Linked DNA regions of Homo sapiens: all the other regions are linked to region 1. A link is a loop called in an ENCODE intact Hi-C map of the cell type or tissue named here. Cell type or tissue: CD14-positive monocyte. All regions are shown on one strand.

The links. A loop is a pair of places that touch in the nucleus more often than their neighbours do. Peaks named below come from ENCODE experiments on the same cell type or tissue, not always from the same donor. Only the 100,000 strongest peaks of a DNase experiment are listed, where the experiment ranks them.
Region 2: a loop joins it to region 1, with 4 times the contacts of the local background. A loop is called at or near these places in 90 of 110 quality-filtered maps.
Region 3: a loop joins it to region 1, with 6 times the contacts of the local background. A loop is called at or near these places in 90 of 110 quality-filtered maps.

The regions. Positions count from the first base shown.
Region 1 is chr1:152,456,008-152,464,007 of GRCh38, forward strand. No RefSeq gene overlaps it. Among named protein-coding and RNA genes, the nearest start is that of CRNN, 46 kb to the left of the region's middle. RefSeq lists enhancers at 2,511-2,580, 4,499-4,558. In CD14-positive monocyte, CTCF peaks have their summits at 2,593 (motif pointing left), 2,793, 4,434 (motif pointing left), 5,749 (motif pointing left) and 2 weaker places; DNase peaks (open chromatin) are centred at 2,564, 4,434 and 5,734; H3K4me3 peaks cover 1,070 bases; H3K27ac peaks cover 879 bases.
Region 2 is chr1:152,061,938-152,069,937 of GRCh38, forward strand. No RefSeq gene overlaps it. Among named protein-coding and RNA genes, the nearest start is that of TCHHL1, 23 kb to the right of the region's middle. In CD14-positive monocyte, no CTCF peak of the experiment used is centred here; no DNase peak of the experiment used is centred here.
Region 3 is chr1:152,048,898-152,056,897 of GRCh38, forward strand. LOC101927949 (a long non-coding RNA gene) reads right to left here and starts at 990. Exons shown (of 4, transcript XR_922147.2): 1 at 919-990. RefSeq lists enhancers at 703-1,264, 3,645-4,201, 3,754-3,803. In CD14-positive monocyte, CTCF peaks have their summits at 3,836 (motif pointing right) and 4,040; DNase peaks (open chromatin) are centred at 984, 2,544 and 3,854; H3K4me3 peaks cover 2,552 bases; H3K27ac peaks cover 3,770 bases; H3K27me3 peaks cover 3,619 bases.

The DNA of each region.
Region 1 (8,000 bases):
AAATGGAGTCTCTTATGTCTACTTCTTTCTACATAGACACAGTAACAGTCTGATCTCTCTTTCTTTTCCCCACAGCTAGGCTAGTAGTCTGTCTTGAAAACTCTAGCTGCCTTGGTCTTTTAGGATCCAGTTCCATTTATTCAATCCTGAGAGTCCACTGGACTCTGCCAGTTTCCGCTCCCTGAGTCACAGCCTGGAAACCCTTTGCCGGGAGGAGGCCAGGACAGTCCTAGGGTTCAGCTCATTTTGTTTCATCTTGCAAACATCATGGTCCTGCATTGCTTCAGGTTCATGGTCTTGAAAACTATTGTTCTTTTTATATAGCCATTCCTTGGTATTCACGAGGGATTTGTTCCAAGACCCTTGAAGATGCCAAAATCTGGAGATGCTCAAATCCCTCACGTAAAATGGCAAGATATTTGCATATAACCTATGCACATCCTCCTGTAGACATGAAAACATCTCTAGATTACTTATAATACCTAATATAATGTAAATGCTATGTAAATGGTTGTTATACTGTATTTTTAAATTGTATTTTTATTGTATTTTTTCAAATGTTTTTGATCCATGGTTGGTTGAATCCATGGATGTAGAAGTCAAGTATAAGGAAGGCCAACTATAGCTTGTCAGATTATGTAGTTGTTTCAGGTTACAGGATAAATCCATCCCTGTAACTCCATTCCCATTGGAAGAGGAAATTTCCACTTTATATTTTTGCTAGCATAATACCATTTTTTCTGGTATTTTTCAAAATCACAACCTAACATTGTAATTCTAAAGTATTTAGAGTTATACATCTGTTTAAAATTTCAAATTGGATGAACATGCAATCTCCCCACTAAGACAGGCATTTGCCTTTGTCTGGGTGAGGCTGACCATTGTCTTTTGTGTTTAGCAGTTCCTTATAATCCCTCCATAACCAGCCTGGGTCTCTCTCCACTTCCAGAAGCCTTGACAGACTGTTTTAGAACTGGAGAGATGAGGAGTGGGGGTGAGATGCTAAGAACACACAGGAGAGGGTATGGCAGGAAGGAGGACAAAAGGGCAGGAGTTCCTAGGGCCAAGTCCCACCACTCTTCACCCCCAGCCTGACCACCTCCCTCCCCTCCGGGGCACACATCTCTCTGCTCCTCTTTACAGAGCCTCTTTATTTAACATGTCATGTGGTTCTGGTATCACAGTCACTACTCTTGTTGTGTGGAAGGGCAGAATCTCAGGGGCCCAGGACAGAATAGAAGACTGTTGGTGAGGCAGGACTTAGTCCCTTAGGGAGTTACCAGGCCAGCCCTGCCCCATGCTGTGGCAATCACAGGAGTGTGTGATACAGAGTGCTTGGAGAATAGGACCAGACCACACTTGACAAAATGGTGCCTATGGGGGTGCAACAATAACATGGCATTTTAGGAAGAGGTGGACAGGACAATGAGTTGCTTTGGGGGCTTTGGTCTTGTACACCATGCCTAGGTTCTGAGAGGGCAACTGTACCTTGCAGAATGACTGCCATCTGCCAGGCACAGTGCTAGGCTTTTTACAACCATTACGCCAGTCATTCCTTATGTCAACCTTATGTGGTGTGCATTGTCCTTTTACATTTCACATCTGAAGACAATTAGACTCAAAGGGTTTCAGATAGTTACTCGATGGGACTGGCACTCCAGAGTCTGCGAGGGCAGAGAAGTTTGCTGGGAGACTGAGAGAGTGCTCATGGGATATTGTGGTATGGGAGGAGCTGGAGCCCTATGTTCTTGGCTGGACAAAGCCCTGTTGTGCTCATTTTGGAGATGGCAGGTGGGACCAATCCCATCACAGCAGCTGCCTCAGCAGGGAGATGCCCTGCAAGGGTGAGGTGTGGCCTAGGCAAGGTGTAGGAACTGGAAACTGAGGTAGGGCTGGAGGGGGGGAATATAACAAGAGTGAAAACAGTGCTTGAGGGCAAAAATGTGATGGGGAAAGTAAAAAAAAAGACCTGGAGTCTACACTGAAATTGAGTGGGGGTGAAGAAGTGAAATATTATTTTGGACCATATGAAATTGTTGTTTTGTAGGTAAAATGGTGGATTATGAACAATTTTATGTGTTCAACCTAATGTAAGCTTACTGTGGGTAAGCACCAAATATTAAGTATAGCCCATGGAATGCAGGGTGGTCTAAAGGTGAGTGGCACTGGATCTCAGCATTTGGAATGCCTACCTGTCCCCATATGTATCATCAGAAGGCACCTGTTAAAATATACACGTTACCTAGAAGTAGCAAATATTACCTAGCAACATCCTGGCACAACTGGCTTTATTAAACCAAGTTGTCACTTACTATGACAACAGCTATATAAAGTGACTGAAAAGAAAATTGGAATTTTGATTGAAAGATCATTTTGACTAGGTAGAGCCTGAGATAGGGGAGCTGCTTGGCAGACTGTGAGCAGCACTTGGCACAAGGTGGGGGGGTTTTGATAGAAGGCATTGAGAGAGAGGAAGCCGAGGTCTGGACCCAAAAGACTTGCTGACTGGCTGTGCCCATAAGCTTCCCTGCGCTGACTGCTGTCAGCCAACAATTAGGATTTCCGTGGTGCTCTGGCTCCCTCTTCAGGGAAACTCCTGAAATGCATCGCCATGTCTCAAGAAGATGGAGCTCCAGCGAAGTTTCAGAGATGGAAGACGGAACGGTAAGGGAACTAGTATTTCTCAAATTCACACTGTGTGTAGGCAGTCTGCTGAAAAGTGGCCACTAATATTGCCATGTATAGAAGTGTAAACTCAGATAATTTACGTGATTTGTCCAAGGTCATAACTCAATGGTGGTAGAGCTGGGATTCAACTTCAGGTTAGCCTGACTCCAAAAGACAAAGGTTGACCGTGGGCATCTCCAGGGAAGGGAGCAACTTCTATTGATTTTTGAATCCAGAGCAACTTCCATTGATTTCTGAAGCTCCAGAGTATAGTTGGGTGCAACAAATGTGAATCCCCAAAGACACAGGGCCCCGCTTAAGACCCCACACGTGGTTTTCCTCCCAGAGTCAAAACCCAGCAAGTTTGTGCCCCTCTAACAGCAGTATGAATCTTGGGCCCCAAGGCTGTGTCTGGGGCAGCCCTTCATCTCTAACTTCTGAGTATTCTTGGCAACCACCTGGAACACAGTTTTCCATGGTGCAGTGCTTCCTCCTCCACCTGCCCTTTCACATAAGGGATCGCCTTTGACCTTAACACCTGCTCTCTCTGTTTGACAGATGATATTTGATTTTTGAAGATGGAAGAGCATCTATCCATGCATCCATTCATTCATAAAACTGATAAGTATTTGTTGAGTGTCTACGATGTCCAGTCAGTGTTATTGACTCTAGAGATACAGCAGTAAACAGAATAGATAAAAGCTGGGATATGTGGGTGGGAGTAGTAGGCAGTAAACAATAACCCTAATAAATATGTAAATTATACAACATGTTAGAAGGCGGTAACCACTATAGAAATAGAGCTGAATAAGGAATGAGAGTGCAAGTGGCAAGGATAAAGGGTAAGTTGTAATTTAAATGGACTGGTCAGCTCTGCTTTATTAAGAAGCTTACTTTTGAAAGAAATATAGGGAGGGAGCCAAGCAGATATCTTGGGTAAGAAGATTCCAGGTAGAGGGAAAAGCCAATGCAAATGTCCTAAGGTGAAATCATTCCTGATCTACACAAGATACAGCAAAGAGGCCAGTGTGGCTGGAAGGGAGTGAGAGAGGAGAGTAATGGGGTTGAGCTACCTCTACTGACTGAGTATATATTATATGCTGGGCACCACTAGGCACTTAAACATGCTGATCATGTCAACTCCTCTGGGAGTGTGTTATGGACCAATTTAGAAGTTGAGAAATAGTGGTTTGGTGAGAGTGGGTAACTCACACATGGCCACAGAGCCAGCAAAGCAGATGTTCTGGCTCCAGAGCCCCGTTCTCTCCTCTGCACCCCATTGCCTTCATTCGGCCGAGTGGCCCTGCCTGCAGCAGCTGCCATGCTCTGAGCTGGCCTCCTGGTGTCAGTGAGCCCCAGCTCAGTGGCCGAGGAGGGCCCCAGGAGTCACAGGCTCTCACTGATCCCCACCACACCGAGGCTGCTTCCTTGTACCCCTGGTTTTAGGTCCAGCGTCCTCACCACTCTGAAATCAATTACTATTTTTACTTCTCTTTTTTTTTTTGGCATTAAGTAGACTTTTGGTTTTTAAATTATCTGAAAGTAAAAGCACAGAAGTGACATTCTTCTTGAAAGTGAAAGCAAGTGTGGAACATTTTTAACCATGCTGTTTCCTATCTGTTCTAGTTTCTGTAGGTAGTGGGTTCAGAGTAGCTCAGAGTATAAGGTGTGGGATGTGTGTGGGGGTGAGGGTTGGCCCAGGTGGACATCAGCATTTGACTCCTTCCTGGTTGCTGTAATTTGGGAGGGACTAACCAGGCTGCTAGATGTGCAGAAGGGTGGGCGCCACCTGCTGGTTGTGTGCATAAACCGCCTTTTCACCCAGTCAATCTTCATTCTTCTTTACTTGGAAATGGCAAATGAAGCCTTTCTATACGTGACTCTAGCAAATTAATTATTTCAGTCTTCCCGAAACACTTTATGTATATAATACCTCATGGTAGCATCATGCAAATGTCCCTTTGCCTTTGCTTGTGCTGGTATACCTTACGAAAAACAATCTGTACATCCAAGATGTCCCCCAACATCACCTACTTCAAAAATCACCTACTTCCAAGATCCATCCCTTACACTCTCCAAACTCCCCAGTCCTCAGAGACCCTAAGACACCTTGAACTACATCTAATCACCATGTGGCTAATGTGTTTGTCTTCTCCCAGAGGGGGACAGAGAATTAGCATTAAATTATGGCAGATCCCAGAAGATGTGCACAGGTCCTAGGACACAGCAAGGTGTTCAATAACTGTTGAAAGAAAGAATGCAGGCAACATATAACAATAAATAGGAAACAGACTGCATTTCGGTTTGTGGAGATGTGTGACATCTAAATAGAAGAAGAATGTCCTCCTTTGGTGATAGAGTTCCAAAGAGTTATTGCACTTATAAACTTTTTATACTAAGTATTGATGCTGGCAACTCAAAAACATCCCTTTTTAAGATTTTTAGGGGCCAAAATTCATACGGACACTCCCAGATGTTAAGGTTTTGACTTCTAAAAAGAGACGAACTGCCTGTATTTTAGGTTTATTTTATTTATTATTATTATTATTTTTTGAGACGGAGTCTCGCTCTGTCGCCCAGGCTGGAGTGCAGTGGCGCTATCTCGGCTCACTGCAAGCTCCGCCTCCCAGGTTCACGCCATTCTCCTGCCTCAGCCTCCCAAGTAGCTGGGACTACAGGCTCCCGCCACTACGCCCGGCTAATATTTTTGTATTTTTAGTAGAGACGGGGTTTCACCGTGTTAGCCAGGATGGTCTCAATCTCCTGACCTCGTAATCCGCCCGTCTCGGCCTCCCAAAGTGCTGGGATTACAGGCGTGAGCCACCACGCCCAGTTCATTTTAGGTTTTACTAACTCACTCTTATCCTTTAATCTGGCCACACAGATACCTTACCAGGTCTTAAGTCACTGTTAAAAAAAATTTTTCCCCAAACGTATCACATATTACCAGGATTGTCTGACTACATGTGTGCCTCCCACAAAGGGCTTAGCCTCTGTGTTGGGAAATGGAGATGTGCTAGAAAGCCAGGCTCGAGCATTGTCTATGGCCATCAGTGCTGTGCTAAATAAGGACTTGTGGAAAGGCGCCCTCTCGTGGGGAATCAGCGAATTAAAAATAAAAGAAGTTACACAACTGTAGCCATAGATACAGATAGATATGACACAAAATCTTCCTATTGCTTCCCTACACGCTCTCTTTTCAATGTCTTTCAAGAACTAAAAGTTTTTAATTTTAAGGATTTCAATTTATCAGTTTTTTCTTTTATAAAATATAAAATAATTTTTCTTTTATAAAATAGTACTTTTTATGTCCTGTTTAGGAAATCTTTGTCTACCCAGTATATTTTCTTCTGTTTTAATTTAGAAGCTGGATTATTTTAACCCTCACATTTAGGTCTATGATCCATTTCTTACAAATATTTTTGTATGGATTGAGGTAGGGGTCAAGGTTCATTTATTTCCCCACATGGATATTCAAATGACCCAGAATCATTTCCTACCATTTTTTTTTCCCCTACTACATTGCAGTGGAGTTTTGTCATAACTTAGTTGGCCGTATATGTATGGGAACGTTTTTGACTTCTTATTTTGTTCTATTGTTCTACTTTCAAACTAATACCGCAGTCGTAGTTACTGCAATGTTATAACAAATTTTGATATCGGGCGGTATAAATCTCGCAAATTTATCCCTTTTTAAAATATTGGCTGGCTGGGCTATTCTCTTTGCTCCTTCCTTCCTTCCTTTTTTTTTTTTTTTTTTTTTGAGTTTCACTCTTGTTGCCCAGGCTGGAGTTCAATGGCGCGATCTTGGCTCACTGCAACCTCCGCCTGCCAGGTTCAAGCGATTCTCCTGCCTCAGTTTACCAAGTAGCTGGGATTACAGGCATGCGCCACCACGCCTGGCTAATTTTGTATATATTTATTAATTTTTTTTAGGCGGAGTCCCACTCTGTCGCCCACGCTGGAGTGCAGTGGCGCGATCTCCGCTCACTGCTACTTCTGCCTCTCGGGTTCAAGCGATTCTCCTGCCTCAGCCTCCTGATTAGCTGGCATTACAGGCGCGCTCCATCACGCCCGGCCCTAATTTTGTATTTTTAGTAGAGACAGGGTTTCACCATGTTGGTCAGGCTGGTCTCGAACTCCTGACCTCGTGACCGCCCGCCTCGACCTCCCAAAGCGCTGGGATTAAAGGCGCGAGCCATCGCGCCCGGCCCTAATTTTGTATTTTTAGTAGAGAAGGGGTTTCACCATGTTGGTCAGGCTGGCCGGTCTCGAACACCTGACCTCGGGTGATCCACCAAAGTGCTGGCAGAGCCAACACGCCCGACCAATTCTTTGCATTTTCATACACGTTTTAGAATTTGCCTGTCAATTTTATTTAAAAAACCCTGCTGGGATGAGAATTTCTTTAACTCTATACAAAAAAGTGAAGATAATTGACATGTTACAATATCAAATTTCTAACTCATAAATATTGAATATTTTTTCATTTATTTAGGACTTCTTTCATTTCTCTCAGTACTATTTTATAGTTTTCAGCCTAGAGAAGTTGCACATTTTCTAACAGATTTATTTCTGTTTGTTTGATGTTTGTGGGTGCTATAATAAATGATATCTTAAAATTTTTATTTCTTATTTGATGGTTGCTAATAAATCAAAATACAATTGATTTATTGTAAATTGACTTTTATCTATCATCCTTGTTAAGTTTAGTTATAATTTTAGTTGTTTTGTACATTATTTTTGATTTTACACGAACACAATCATGTCATCTGAGAATAATAAGTTTTATTTTTTCTAATCTGAATATCTTTTATTATTATTTTCTATTTCTATTGTGATGACCATATTATATTTCTCCTTTACTTTATTAATGTTAATTAATCATTAATTGCCTTTCAAATTTGAAAGAGGTTTGAAACTGTTTCTAAAATAAACTCTATTTGTTGATCAGTTATATGTTATTCAACCAAACACTAATCTAGGTTTTGTTGTAAATGTATTTTAAAGATGTGATTAATATTTGTAATCAGTTCACTTTAAGTAAACGAAATTGCTCTATGGATTTCAGACTTGCCTATCCAGCATCCACAATCCTATAAGCCAGTTCCTTGCAATCACTTTCTCTTTCTTTCCCTCTCCTCCACCCCCTTTCCTACACACACACACACACACACACACACACACTCTCTCTCTCTCTCTCACACACACACACACTCTCTCTCTCTCTCTCACACACACACACACACACACGTACTGGTTCTGGTATTCTTCTAGTGCAACTCTGACTGACAGAGATTTTCATACTCAGAGGTAGAGTGTAGAGGAACAGA
Region 2 (8,000 bases), 390 kb before region 1:
TTATTCTTTGTCCCTAGGGACTGAATCTTTATCTTGTGTTTCCCATTTTCCTGTAGCATTGGTGTCTGATCACTGACTCCCAGTCTTTCATCTTCTCTTGGAGATAGTCTCTGCTCTCTAATTTGCTGTCTTCCACTATTTTGAGTATATGAGCTCAGTTCTCTCACTAGATGTCTCTCTTCATCCATTGGTGCTGAGGTCTGAGCACTCATCTGTTGTCTCTCACTCTTGTTGACCTGACTGATCTTGTGGTTCTGGCCTGTGGTCTTGTACTGGATGTTTTCCATAATTGCTTGGAGCTGGATCCTGGTTTCTCACTTGTTTGCTGCCAACATCCTGAGATACAAGAATCTTGTCTTCTCTCACTTGATGCCTCCCAGTATCCCTTGGTGTTGGGTTCTGGATTCTTACTTGGTGATGCTCATCAACTCTTGGTTCTAAGATCTGCTCTCTACCAGATTGTCTTAGATAACCTTGGAGTTCTAGCCTCCTGTCTCTCACTTGAACACTTCTGTAATCACTTTGTGTTGACAAATGACCTCTCTCTTGGTATCTTACAGAGTCCTGGGATTCTAGGCTTTGGTCCCTCACTTGTCATTGCCCATCACTATTTGCTTTGGGATTTGGTTTCTCACTTGGTGTCTCTGTACATCCTGGGAATCTTGCCTCTGATCTCTCACTTGAAGACTGCCATCATTCCGTAGTGGTGGGACCTGGTTTTTTACTTGATTTCTTCTCACATCACAGATCTTAGAATTTAGGTCTCTCACTTGGTGTTGCCCCAAATCCTGAGGTTTAGGGCTTATGTCTCTTATTTGAAGTCTGTCAGCATTCTGGGGTTCTACACTCTGGTCTCTCACTTGATGCCTTCTGTCATGCCTTAGTATCGGGACCAAGTCTCTCCTTTGGAGCCTTTCACTATCCTGGGTTTCAGGGCCCAGGTGTTTTGCCTTACATTGTGGAACATCCTGCAACTCTTGCCTATGGTCTCTTACTCGATGACTTCCCTCAGGTCCCAGTGCTGTAATCTTCTCTCTGACTTGGTGTCTTCCAACATTCTGAGATTCTAAGGTCTGATTTCTCATTCCATGAGTCGCATTATCCCTTAGGGTTGGGATCTGGTTTCTTATGTGGTGTCTTTGAACGTCCTGGGATGCTGGGTTCTAGTCTCTCATTTGATGCCTTCTGTCATGCCTTGATGTTGGCATCTGGTCTCTCATTTGGTGTCTCCCAGCATCCTGGTATCTTAGGCTCAGGTTTCTCCCTTGGCCCCCCCATCATTGCTTGGTATTTGGGCTTGGCCTGTCACCTGGTGTCTTCCAATATTTTGTGGTTCAGGGCTCAAGTCTCTCACTTGGTGTCTTCTAATATGCTGTGATTCTTGGTTATGAGCTTTAACTCCATGACTCTCATCATCACTGGGTGTTGGGATTTGGTCTCTCACTTTATGTCTCCAAATATCCTGGGACTCTCGGCTCTGATCTGTCTGCTGACGTTTTTTCTTTGTCTGGTTGCCTGCCTTTGAGTCCTTTTGCTTGTCGTCCTTGCATTTCGGATCTTCTCTCCATTTCCTTTAATTCAGGACAGAGAAGAGCTTTTATGCATGCATGATAGGCTTTTGTCACTGTAAGCACCAGCAAAATGAATTCACTGAAATCAACTGTTTTGTGACCATCTTGATCCAGCTGTTGGAGGATTTTTCTATTGTCTCAGAATTAGTTGTTTTCTATGAGAAAAAAATCAAGAAAGTAGTTTATTAATCATTTGTTATTTTTTTCCTTCTCTTATGTTTTGTTACCAAGAAAATTCCTTAGGGGACATTTAAGAGGTCTGTTTTCTAGTTCTATTTATAGCTATTTCACTGCATATTATTTTCTATGGCAGTATTATGTATATTTTTATATTTTGAGATCACAGTAACTGAAATGTATATTCCTAGTATTAATAAAATATAGCATTATTTTATTACATATTTATTAACCACTAACACACCCTGTTTTCCCCCAACTCTCAATGATGACTCTGCTTTATAATGAAATCCAAGTCACCAAACTGGAACTCTCTCATTTATCCAAGCAAAGGAACAAACTTTCTTTAATGTGTACTCTTTCCTGAGACAGTAGAGGAAGTTTTTCTCTTTCTATCCAAAGCAAATCCATCTGTTTGTGCCCTCGAGTTCATGCCCTTTACTTTATAAAAGACTGAGTTACTTCTGATAATTTCTCTTTCTCTTGACTTTTTGATGCTTTAGTCTCTACTGGATCATTCCAGACAGAGAAACAGTATGCTTTATTAGCTATCATACTTTAAAAAATTTCCTGTGGTCTGGGCACAGTGGTTCATGCCTGTAATCCTAGCACTTTGGGAGGCTGTGGAGGCAGGTGGATCACCTGAGGTCAGGAGTTCAAGACCAGCCTGGCCAACATGGTGAAACCTCATATCTCCTAAAAATTAAAAAATTAGCCAGGCGTGGTGGCAGGTGCCTGTAATCCCAGCTACTCAGCAGGCTGATGCAGGAGAATCTCTTGAACCCGGGAGGCAGAAGTTGCAGTGAACGGAGATCATGCCACTACACTCCAGCCTGGGTGACAGAGCAAGACTCCATCTCAAAAAAAAAAAAAAAAAAAAAGTCCTGTGCACCACATTCTCACATCTCACATCTCTTTCTTTCTACCAGCCAATATCTCTTCTCACCATTTATTGCCAAGCTTCTTGAAAGAGTTATCTGTAAATGTCTCCGCTTCCTTACTCTTCATTCTCCCTTAATATGTGTCATTTTGGCATCCATATTCACCACCACACCAAGTGGTTTCCTTGGTACCAAATACAGTGGACACAATCTTTTCTTTACTGGACCTCAGTTGACACAACTGACTAATCCTTCCTTTCGAAACATTTTCTTATCTTGTATTTCATGACATCCCACTCTCCTGGTTTTCATTCTATATCTTTGGCCCCATGTTTTCATTTTCTATCCTCGTTTCACCTTTTCTACTTAGCCTCTAAATGTTGGAGTTACTCAGGATTTAGTATAGGACACTCTTCCTATCCTATGTTTTTACATTCTCATCTATTCCCGTAGCTTCATACCATCAATTAGCTGATGATAATCAGATTTTTGTCTTTGTGCAAGCCAGATCTCTCTTCTGAGTTCCAGACATGTATGTCTAACTGCTTTGGTGACATCTTTTCTGTGATATATCACAGGTAGAAGAAATTCAACATGTCCAACTCTTGATTTTCTTCTTATGTCTATTTCTCATCAAGTCCACTCCATCTCAGTAAATGGCACCACCGTCCTTCCAGTTTCTCAAGCCAGAAGCATGGTAGCTGTATTTGATTCTTTCCTCTCATTTACCCCTACAGTCCAGTCCATAATAAAGCCTTTTGTTTCTATCTCCAAAATGTACTGTCAATCCATCCACTTCTTTCCTTCTCCATTGTTTGGACTTCCTCAATCCAAGCTACCATCATCTTTTGCCAATACTGTTGCAGTAGCCCTTTTTTTTTTTTTTTTTTTGAGTCAGGGTCTTACTCTGTCACCCAGACTGGAGTGCAGTGGCATGATCATAGCTCACTATAGCCTCAAACTCCTGGGCTCAAGCGATCCTTCTGCCCCAACTTCCCAAGTAGCTGGAATTACAGGTGCAAGCCACCATGCCTGGCTCTGCAGTAGTGTGTAGTGTTCTAAGTGGTTTCTTTGCTTCTTCTTTTGCCCATCCAAACAGCAAGTGAATTTAAAAATTTGCCCATCCAAACACCAAGTGAATTTAAAAATTTGTGATTTAGATTTAATTATTCCTCTGCTCAGAACTCTTTAATGCCTTCCTATTACATATATAAATTACTTAACATGGTTGAAAAAGCTCCGCATGATTTAGTCCCTGCCTGGCTCTCCACTTTCATCTCCTGCCATTCTTTCTGCCCAGCCACACCGAACTTCCAGTTCCTTGAGCACAAAAGCTATTTCCTTACTCAAGGACTTTATTAGTACTCCTTTTTTTTTTTTTCCTGGAACACTTCCTATTCTTCATCTAGTCAACTCCTACACGTCCTTCAAGTCTTGACTTAAATGTAATTTCCTTAAAGAATCTCCTCTGACTTCCTAGCAGAACATAACTCTTATTATTGGTTTTGTTTGTTTTTTTTGTTTTTATTTTTTTCAGATGGAGTCTCGCTCTGTTGCCCAGGCTGCAATGCAGTGACGTGATCTTGCTCACTGCAACCTCCATCTCCCGGGTTCAAGTGATTCTCCTACGTTGGCCTCCAGAGTAACTGGGACTATAGGTACGTGTCACCACTCCTGGCTGGTTTTTTTTTTTTTTTTTTTTGAGATGGAGTCTCGCTCTGTCACCCAGGCTGGAGTGCAGTGGCATGATCTCGGCTCACTGCAAGCTCCGCCTCCTGGGTTCATGCCATTCTCCTGCCTCAGCCTCCCGAGTAGCTGGGACTACAGGCGTCCACCACCATGCCTCGCTAAGATTTTTGTATTTTTAGTAGAGATGGGGTTTCACCATGTTGGCCAGGCTGGTCTCCAAATCCTGACCTCAAGTGATCCACCCGCTTTGGCCTCCCAAAGTGCTAGGATTACAGGCATGAGCCACCATGCCTGGCCATATTGTTTTTAACTATATATTGTTATGTTTACTTGGTTTATTGTCTATAAGTTTTTTGAAGGCAGGAACCATGTCTATTTTGCTGGCTACTCTTCCCAGAGCCTACAAAGTTACCTGGAACATATGTGATGCTAAGTAAATATCAGTTGCATAAATGAATTAATAGATATATGACAGGAATGATCCCAGGCTAGAGAAACAAATAAAAGCACAAAAGGACATGGTCTCTGCCTTCATAGACAAGTAAACAGGTAATTATAACACACTGTAATAAGTGCCACAGGGGTGAAATGGGAGCCTATATGACAAATAGCTAAATAGGGTCACTTTGGCTGCATGTAGGTAATAGATGGTGGATAGTATTGATAGGGAGGGACAAGAATAGAGGGGAAGAGACCAATTAGGAGGTTATTGCAACAATTCAAGTCAGAGATACTGGTGGCCTAGAACACTTCAGGGGCAGTGGTTGAGGAGAGAAGTGGCCAGGTCTGAGAGATATTTATTTAGAAGTCAGAATCAGGAGGGCTTGGTGATGAGATTAGATGTGAGAAGTAAAATAGATGGAGGTGTCAAGGCTAGCACCCAAGTTATTGACTTGGACAAATGAATGGCTAGTGCTGCTGTATTTGTTTGAATATAGGATGTAAAAGGAAGATGAGGTTTGTACAGGTTGAATTTGAAATGCTTGTGCCATATCTGATGGAGATGCTCCATGGGTCTGAAGCTCAGGAAAGTGATCTGGTTGATAAGTTGACTGAAAGTTTCAGCATACAGAGAGTGGTTTCAGCATACAGTGGTTGAGGCAAGCAGAGTCTATGAAATCCCCAGGAGACATGCATAAAGTGAGAAGAGAATTCCAGAGCATATCAACCCTTAAGTGATGAGCAGAGGAAGAGGAACTTGAAATGACTCTGAGAGGAAACAGCTGGAGACATAAGAGGAAACCTAGGAGAGGGTAGTGTCACTGGAGCCAAGAAGACAGTTCCAAGTAACACAGTAAATGTGCAAGGAGTGAGCCCCTGTCCTTCTTACCTCCAAGGCCATTCCAAACTCTTGTCTGAGAAGTGTCTTGAGTTTTGTCTTGTTCAGCCTCTGCCAGTCTCCATCACTCTGCGTGCTTGTGGAAAATGTCGATGATACTGATGCTGCTCCTCAGAAGATAGGGAAGCATCTTGTTTTGCCAACTGGAGTGCACCTGGAATGCACCAAGGAATACCCAACTTGTTTAATTTTTCTGAATCTCTATCATCCCTTCTTTCTTCATCTCTTGGAGGTAAATTACAGTGTAAAGATCCGGCTTATTTGATTGTTTATCTGACTCCTTTAGAGATTTTTCTTTGAGGGCCAGGACCATGTCTTATCTATTTTTTATTTATCCTAGTGCCTCAAATATAGTAGAAGTTCAATAAATGCCTGATGAATGGGTGCAGAAACAAATGAGTGAACCCTGATTTGAGTGATATGTTGGAATAGGTCTGTGGTTCCCAAACTTTGCTGTACTATAGAGTCACCAGGAGGAGCTTTAAAGAAATAAAGACTCCAGGCCCCACCTCCAGAGAGAGTGGCTCAATAGCTCTGGGGTAGAGTCCTAGACTCTGCATTTAAAAAGCTCCCCACTGATTCCTTTGCAGCCGCAAGAACTACTGGCCACCTGACCTCTGAGATCCTTTGCAGCTAGAAAGTTTTGCAATGGCAATAATAATGAATTAACTGACTTAGCAAGCATTTCTTAATTTCCTTTGTGCCAATGCTGTGTTGTGTTCTGGGAATGGGAGATGAATAAGAAATAGCTCCTTTCCTCAAGGAATTCAAAGCTTGGAGGAGGAGATGCAGTTATCTCAGTACAGTCTGATAATTTACACGTAGCGGTGGCTGGGGACTAAGACAGGAGCTCTTCTTAGATGATGCCATTCTTGAAGATTATAGAGCAGTACTTTTAAAACATGGGCAAAGTCCACTAGGGTATTGCTCCTGTCATTCTAATTACAACTTGTCAGTGTTAGAACTTTCATAGAATTTTCCAGAAAGCCAAAGCTATATCTGCGCAGTCTAATTGTCTATGTAAGAATACTAAGGAAGGAAAACATTTACAAAAACAGAAATATAATTTTTTTAAAGAACTTACTTAAATTGCCAAGAGAAATGGAGGACTCAGGCCTGAGAGCTCATGGAATAATGGGCTTGGGGATCCTGGTGCTTATATAGGGGTTTTAATTACACCCTTTAACCTGACATCTTTTGCAGACAACACCCTTGGTGTATAATGGACTGAATCATTGCCAACCAAACCCCATTCCACCTGTTTCTCCTCTAAGCGGGGCTTTTAAACTCAGCATTTCCTTGAATGCCACCCCTATTTTGCATTTGTTCTGTGTCTGCAGCCTGGCTCCTGAGGGACAGCTACTTCTCACATCCCTGTGGGGCCATAGTGCCACCAGGATGTCTTGACAGTGTGCTGAAGTACTCTCAAGAAAAACCTTGTGAACCAATAGTGGCCTCATCTCCTGCAAGTAAAATGAGTTCTTAACCTGAGCCATTTTAGTCATGAACAAGATCTCTTTCACTGTCTGTAATTGCACATTTTATTTGGATATGTTGAGGCTGAAGTGCCCAGTTGCATTAGATGCTTGCTATACTGTGATGTAAAACACAAACATGAGTCTGTCTTAATCCCCACCTGGCCTATTCCTTCGGCGGGTGGTTCTGTGCCTCACGACCCATCTCCCTGTGTCTATCTGCTGTCAAAGCATAAGTTGTTTGCCCTGTGTGAGAGACAACAACTTTTCGTATTTGATGGTGATAGCAGCAAAATGTTGGACACAGGAGAGGATCTGTGGGCTGCAGAGTTGGCGGTCTGTTGAAACGTCACTGCTTGAAAGTTAAAAACCATTTTCAATTTCACCAGCTTATAAATAGTTTCTTTGTTTCTGAAGAAATTATGTATGGGTGGATGTACTCTAACATAATCCTTTATGATACTAAAAATAATTCCCACTCACCTTTTAAAAATTTATCAATTTTTATTTTAAGTTCTGGGGTACATGTGCAGGATGTGCAGGTTTGTTACATAGGTAAACGTGTGCCATGGTGGTTGGCTGCACAGATCAACCCATCACCGAGATATTAAGCCCAGCACCCATTGGCTACTCTTCCTGATGCTCTCCCTCCCACAGCTCCCCCTCCACCCACGTTTACTGCAGACATTCTGTAGGATTCTCTTAGAGATAGCCGGTTCTATCATCTTGTTAATGGCTATGAGGTGAGCAGTACTGGAGAAATCTTTAATAGCCTGTGGATATGACAAAGAGTTTGAAGAGCTATAAAATCAGATAAGTGAATACAGGCAAATGTATTTCCTGAGGAGCATGGTAGCTCTTTTTTTTT
Region 3 (8,000 bases), 410 kb before region 1:
TGTAGAAGTAAGAATAGTAAAAAAAAAAACAAAAAAAAAACTGTATTAGAAATAATAGGCTGGGTGTGGTGGCTCACGCCTGTAATCCCAGAAATTTGGGATGCTGAAGTGGGTATATCACTTGAGGTCAGGAGTTCAAGACCAGCCTGGCCAACATGGTGAAATCCCAGCTCTACTAAAAATACAAAAATTAGGTAGGCATGGTGGTACACGTCTGTAATCCCAGCTACTCAGGAGGCAGAGGCAGGAGAATCGCTTGAACTTAGAAGGTGGAGGTTGCAGTGTGCTGAGGTCACGCCACTGCATTCCAGCCTGGAAGACAGAGCAAGACTCCATCTCAAAAAAAAAAAAAAAAAAAAAAAAACCAAAGAAAGAAAATAAAAAAAGAAATAATAAGAATTTAGATATAGCAAACCCAAATTTTTACTCCATATTTTCCTAGATTTGAAGCTACACACATATTTGCTTATTTTGTGTGTGTGTGTGTGTGTGTGTGTATTTTGATGCAGTTAACTGCTCATCAACTGTCATGCATGAACCTGGCACATATCCATTTTGTAAATAGCTGACTCCAGATTTCAAATACACCTGTAATAGGTTCTAGTTCAGCATTGCTTCTGTTTCTTCTTGCATCTGCGTTGTTCAAATGCAATACTTTAAAAAACTTTGATGGCTTATAATTTTGTTAAAGAGATGATGACCACCTTCTTTGTTCCATAATTGCGAAATATTTCATTTGTGGATTTACAAATATTAATTAAAATGGCCGATCCAGTGAATGCTTTTATGTCTGTGTTATCTATTTTTTTCTAATCACCCTGTTACACACACCTGTCTTTAGCATTAGTCCACTTATAAACTGTTATCAAGCAAATTTTAGTGCATAAACATTATAAGAGATGAAGAATAATATCATACCTTTTTAGCCAAATGGGATGATTCAGGTTCTTGCAAAATATTCTGTGATGCAGTTCTTCCTGTTGCACAACTAAACATGAGAACAGATTTTGGTTTTTACTGTTATGTGAGATCATGAAGCCTCAGCAACACGTTGTAATATAAGGAAAAATAAAGTGCTGCAGTAAACGGAAAACAATAACAACAACAGCGGTAAAACAAAGTCTCGCTCCCGTGGACATTACAATATGCACATGTACTTGTGTACATGTTGCAAAAATGTAGAAAATGTAGATAGAAAAAAAAAATAAAGCACCGACAATTTTATTATGCAGGTTAATTTTCCAGCTACGTTCTTCCTGACTTGCATTCTATGTGCATATAAACATTCAGATTTTACTCTAAAGTGGGATAAGACTTGATTATTTTAACATAACTATTTGTTATAAATACCTTTTTATGTCATTAAATATTCTTCTGTCTTGTCATTTTTAATGGTTTCATGGTGTAATTGGAATCTATTTTATCAGAGTGTTAAATTGACCAAGAGCATCCCGTACCTCACTGTGCAAGTGTCAACATTAAAAAATATCATGCTTGTTTAGGGTAGTGGTTGTCAAACTTTAGTGTGCACAAGTCTCACCTTGGGAGCTTGTTAACAGTTCAGGTCCCTGGACACCACACTCAGAGACTCTGATTCAGGAGGTCAAGAGTCTGCATGTTAATAATTCTCACTAACCAACAGGGGATTATGAGGGAGGTGGTCACCAGAGCCCATGGTGAGGCTCTTTGGTATGACTGATAGAATAGTACTTTATAGGGTCACAACTCCCTGCTCCACTTCATGGGGGCTTTGGGAGTTAGAGCCCCCTCAGGGTAAGGTGGTTTTAGCTACACTAGGCCTTTAGAGAATGGATCAGAGGGTTGAGCTTCAGTTGGTATAGGGGACTACTGGAGTCAGAGCTGGGGAAAATACCACACCAGATCAAAGAGGCAGAAATGTGTTTGGAACAAGGAGATCAAACTGAGGGCCAACAGACAGGAGGAACTGGAATAGGATGAAAGCAGGGAGGAAGGTCCCAGCCATATCTGTCAATTAGTATCAGCAGTGCTGTTGAGTGCTTGATCCATGGGCAGGTCAGTTTTGGCTTAAAGGTGTCAAGTCAAAGGGGGATGAGAGTTTGCAAAAGCCCATGCTATATATCACCCATGTGTGATCCAGAGATTCTCTGGCTCTCAAGAGTAAATAAATTAATGTGAATCATCCCCACACTAAATCCATGCCAATAGAAGTTCCAAGTCCTTCTGGGTGATCTCAGTGGGTCCCCAGGGTTCACATTCTCACGGCTGTCTCCTTCCAGTGAGGTCTATCTGCCTGCTTGACATGGGTAATTAAGCCTCTTCTCTTAGATTCCCACCAAAAAAAAACCATGCAAATATGTATGTATGTGTGTGTGTTAAAGACTTGGGAGTCTTGGGCAGGGTCACATCACACCTCACACAGCCTTCCACCACCTGTGGACTCCTCCTTATTTTTTTTCCTCCCCTGTCCAGCAACCCAGATTCCTCTCTTCCCATGACTAGCAGTTTATCAGTCATCTTTCACTGCTTGTGTGAGTCCTCTGGGTGTCACCCTCCACCCTGAACTCATGTCAAGACATTTTTCTGGGCAGTCCTACTCTGTAAGAAGAGACAGTTTGTTATTATAGTAACATTTCCTCCTTTCTTAAGCACACGCCTGAGCCTGTGCCTGTGGCAGGGGAGGGGTGGGGAGGGGCATTCATTCTTGGCTCGTGGGTTCCCGCTCAGCAAAGGCTGGAGTTGGTAGCCCATTCTCAGTCTACAATCTTGGTCGCTAGCAAATGAACTGCCAACTGTCGGCTCTGCACAACTCCATTAATGGAAGGTCAAATTATTTTTACAGCTTTTTTGAGATGGGGGTCTCGCTTTGTTTCTCAGCCTGAAGTGCAGCGGCACGATAATGGCTCACTGCAAACTTGACCTCCTGGACTCAAGCGATTCCACCACTTCCTGAGTAGCTGAGACTACAGGTGTGCACCACCATGCCTGGCTAATTTATTATTATTATTATTTGTAGAGATGAGATCTTACTATGTTGCCCAAGCTGGTCTTGAATTCCTGGGCTCAAGTGATTCTCCCACTTCAGCCTCTCAAAGTGTTGGGATTACAAGTGTGAGGCACCACGCCCAGCCTATTCTTACAGTTTCTCTCTTGGTCTTTCTGTTTTTTTTTTCAGCAGGATGGCTGGCAGGACTCCTCTGGGTAGCGATTTTTGAAATAGTTGCTCACCAAAGCTAGCTATAATATAGAATCATTGATGCTGAAATAAACATGTAGCAGACACTGCACTCCTATCCAGATTTCACAGATGAAAGCCATATTCTAATACCCATTTATTCATATGTTTTACCATTTCTGAAATCCAGGCGTGTCTTAAAATTGAAGTGTTCATTTAACGTAATAGTCACCCCCTGCCCTCAACTGCTTCTTTTTAATTGATGATGCCTCTTACAATTTTACAATCTAACAATGCAGTAGGAACACCACCCTGTATCCCCAAAGGAACTGAGTTCGGGGATTGTGCAGCATTCTTTGCCTTAAAATCTAAGTTACAGATGAACATGAGAATGACAGAATCTCCTGTCTATTTGAAATTCCAAGAAGCGGCTAGGTGTGGTGGCTCATGTCTGTAATCCCAACACTTTAGGAGGCCAAGGCAAGAGGATCGCCTGAGCCTAGGAACTCAAGACCAGCCTGGCCAACGCAGTGAGATCCTGCCTCAATTAAAAAAAAAATAAAGAAATTCCAAGACCTTGTGTTTTCCCCTCACCATCAGTCCAGGCCAGGGCGGTGAAGTGAGGTTTCTTCTCCACTCCCTGTTGCCTAATGCGGGGTCTACATGAGACATTGCAGTCAGTCACCACCAGGTGGCGCACAAGCCATGAAAAAGAAGTTCTGAGGGCCGCACATCTTCAACACCGGGTTCTTTCCGGATGGCTACTAATGAGGAATTGAGTGGCTACTTACATGGCAGGTGAGCTGGCTGGGCCTGGTGAAGACAGATTTCGTGGAGCATCTGGGAAAAGGTTTGCATAGCACGGACAGGGACAGAAGTTAGGATACATTAGCTAGAGTAACGATATCTACGGAACGAATGCTTGCAACTCTCCTGCAATACAGGAGAGAACAAGATCGCACCTGAAGTGATCTTGTGTTTTAGAAACTCCTGGCCAGGGGTGGTGGTGGGTGACAGTGGTCCCAGCTACTCGGGAGGCTGAGGTGTGAGAATTCCTTGAGCCCTGGTGGAGGCTGCAGTGAGCCTAGAGAGCACCACTACTCTCCAGCCTGGGCGACAGAGCAAGACCCTGTTTCAAAAACCAAACTAAACCAACCCCAAACCCCCAGAAACTCCTTCAACGAGTTGAGGTTTAATGTCATTCCCTCAGCTTCTACAGAAGATTATTGCAATGACGGACATAGAATAGATTCTTATTCTTGGGTTCTGTTCAATGCAGGTTGATATATTTTACTCCGTTGTCACACATGTAACTTGGAGGAGACTTAAAAAGTCTGAAGCTGGGCTTGTCCTCAGATGGAGGCATGAGAGGGCTGGGTGAGGGGGGAATAAAGCTGCCATCCAGTGTGGTTTCAAGTCTCAGGGCGACTCGGGTGTTTTTCTCCTCAGGATTCAGCATGTTCCTCACTGCTCCGTCTCTCGGCAGATGGCCTTGTTTGCTCTACCACAGGGAAGACAGCTGTTAGGCGCCGACTCCTCCAGCTCTTCCCTGCCCCTGCGCAGCACATTTATCCAACCTTGTCCGCACCTTCGCCATCTGCACTCCCTCTCCCACTGCAGAGGGGACCTGCTCCTCCCCGGGGCCTTGGACCCCACGCCCTCCCACCTAGCTCCTCATTCTTCATTCGTCAATGATCCTCTTGGTTTCCTGCATCTTCCGCTTTCTGCTCTGTATTGCATTCTTCTCACCAAATAGCCCTAAGCCAGCCCGCCAGCCTTCCCCCTACCCTGACTCTGTTTAGCTGTGTGGGGTCTCCCGCTTCTTTTCCAGCCAAGCTTCTGCAAAGAGTGAGCCTCCAGATTTGGAAATATTTCCTTCATTAAATACTAAATTCTCACAGCTGGACTTGGATATGTTTCTGGCCTTTTAATTGTTCCACTGACTTTTCCTCTCGTTCCTATTACCACCGGTATCACAGTATGTTAATGACTTTAGCTTAGGATACTTTTAATATACAATAGGATGAGCCCTTTTATTGACACCTTTCCCCAAATTGTCCCGACTACTCTTGCCTATGTAGTCTTCCTGATAAATTTTAGAATCATTTTTATACAGTTCCAAACACTTCATTTCTATACAGTTCCTGTTCAAGGTATAGACCAATAAGGGGATAACTGATATCCTTATGATGGTGAATTCTCCCATCAAAGAAGAAGGTGGCTCTGTGAACAGAACAAGGAAACATAAATCAGGTTTCCTTTATGTTCTTCAAACCAGTTTTATATCAGAGGCACATTTCACATTAATTACTCCTAAGGGCATATTATATTGTTGTTGTTACTATTGTGATAAGCAGAATCTTTCCCTGATATTAGTTATTAGGTTTTTATGGATATATAAGAAAGTTACTTTTCTGAGGGAAGTTTGTTCTATAACTACCTGTTACTAAACTTTGTGGATCTCATACCTTTTCAGTCAATTCTCTTAGATGCCCTAGGTAGAAATACTGGTGTCTTAAACAATGACCATTTTGCCTCTTCCTTTCTAATTTGTGTACCTAATTTATTTCTTTTCTGTTCTTTCAGCATTAGTGAAAAATCCTGTGGATACGGAGCATATCCTTGTTCTTATATTACATCCTCAGACAGGCTTTCTCTTATCCCCTTTTCCAGTCTGAATTTTGTTCTCCTTGTTTTTCTGTTTTATAGTGCCCACTCTTTTCCTGCATAACTCTTATAGTTTATAATCTTAATGGCAATCCTCACTAGTCTGTGAGCTGCAAAGCTGTTTCTTTCATCATTGTGTATCCTGTGCCCTGCCATTGTCTGCCACATGGTAGGTGCTGCATAAATATTTGTGGAATGAAGGAAATTTCTTAATTTTAAAATTAGTGCTATGTTTTACCATTGTTGATTTTAGGTAGAGTTCTCTTTTCATAATTTTATTTATTTATTTTTGAGACAGGGTCTCACTCTGTTGCCCAGGCTAGAGTGCAGTGGTGCGACCATGGCTCACTGCAGCCTCGACCTTCCCAGGCTCAGGTAATCTTCCCACCTCAGCCTCCTGAGTAGCTAGAACCACAGGTTCGTGCCAGCATGCCCAGCTAAATTTTGTACTTTTTGTAGAGACAGATTTCCACCATGTTGCCCAGGTTGTTCTCAAACTCCTGGGCTCAAGCCATCTGCTTGCTTTGGCCTCGCAAAGTGTTAGGATTAGAGGTGTGAGCTGCCACACCTGGTGCTTTCATAATTTTAAATTAAAACATATAACGTGTTTTTAAAATTCCATGTCTCCATAGAGATAATTGCACAGGCTTTCTCCTCTGCTAAGTTCAGAATGAGTTGCATGAATGGGTTTCTTTTAGAGAACTGGGGTTTTCTGAAATGAACCATATGTGGTAGCATGGAGTGTTTGCTCATGGAATCCAAGTGAAAAGAAAAACTGCTCTTGGGTATTTTGTTCAGGGGTTTTCATCTATCTTTATATGTAGGACTGATCTATAGTTTTGGGGAGCTTTGGAATTTTGATGTTAGGGCTGTGCTACCTTTGGAAAAAACTGTAAATCTTTCTTGACATTTGTATTCTTTGATGTGGTTTAAATAGTGTAGGAATGATTTGTTCCGTGGATGTTTGAAAACATTCACCTGTGAAACTGTCTTGCTTAAAGGGTAAGAGGGTAGTTATTTGACAATTTTTTAAAATTGGTTATGATTATACTTCTTTTGAATTAATTTTTCTAAAAAAATCATCCATTTCCCCCCAGACTTTTTCTTTCCTTGTGTTTGTTCTATCTTTCTAAGAATAATTTTTACAAGTCTATTCTTCTGTACCTATAGCTAAATGTTTTTGGTATCTATGTGTCTATCTGTAGATATATAGACATCTATCTATGTATCTATCTATGTATCTATGTATCTATCTATCTATCTGTCTATCTATCATCTATATCTACCTACTTATCTATCTAACTAGCTAGTCTTTTCCTCTTTGTTAATTATTTCAATTGTTTATTAAATGTCTTGAGTTCTTTGGCTTGTTCATCGATTCCATGGCTATTCTGTGTTTTAGTCCATTGCCTTAACGACTTGGCCACAATATCTTGTTTTCTAGTTCTTGAATTTCTACTTAAAAAAAATCTTCTTTTTCCTGCTTTTCTTTTAAACAAATTTTATTGAAGTATAATTGGCATATTAAAAACACACATATTTAATGTGTACATCTTGATGAGTTTGGACATATGCATACACCGTGATTACCATCACCACAACCACACTGAACATATCCATCACCTCCAAAAATTTCCTTGCTTTCTTTTGTGTTTTATTTTTGGTAAGAACACTTAACATGAGAAATGTTCTTTTAATGTATTTTAAAGTGTACAATACCATATTGTTCACTATAAGTACTATATTTTACCTAGATCTGTAGAACTTACTTATCTTGCATAACAGAGACTTCATACACATTGAAAATAATTCCTCATTTTTTCCTCTTCCCAGCCCCTGGCAACCGTCATTCTATTCTCTGCCTCTGTGAGTTTGATTATTTTAGATACTTCAGATAGGTGGAATCACACAGTATTTGTAATGTTCTCTAGCTGTATCCATGTTGTTGCAAATGGCAGGATTTCCTTCTTTTCTTATTTATTTATATAGAGACAGGGTCTTCCTATGTTGCCCAGGCTGGTCTCAGATTCTTGGCCTCAAGTGATCCTCCTGCCTCAGCCTCCCAAATTGCTGGGATTACAGGTGTGAGCCACTGAGCCCAGCCAGATTTCCTTCTTTCCAAAAGCTAACTAATACTCCATTTTCCTGCTTTTCTTAGGTCTGTTTTGTGTCTTAGTTT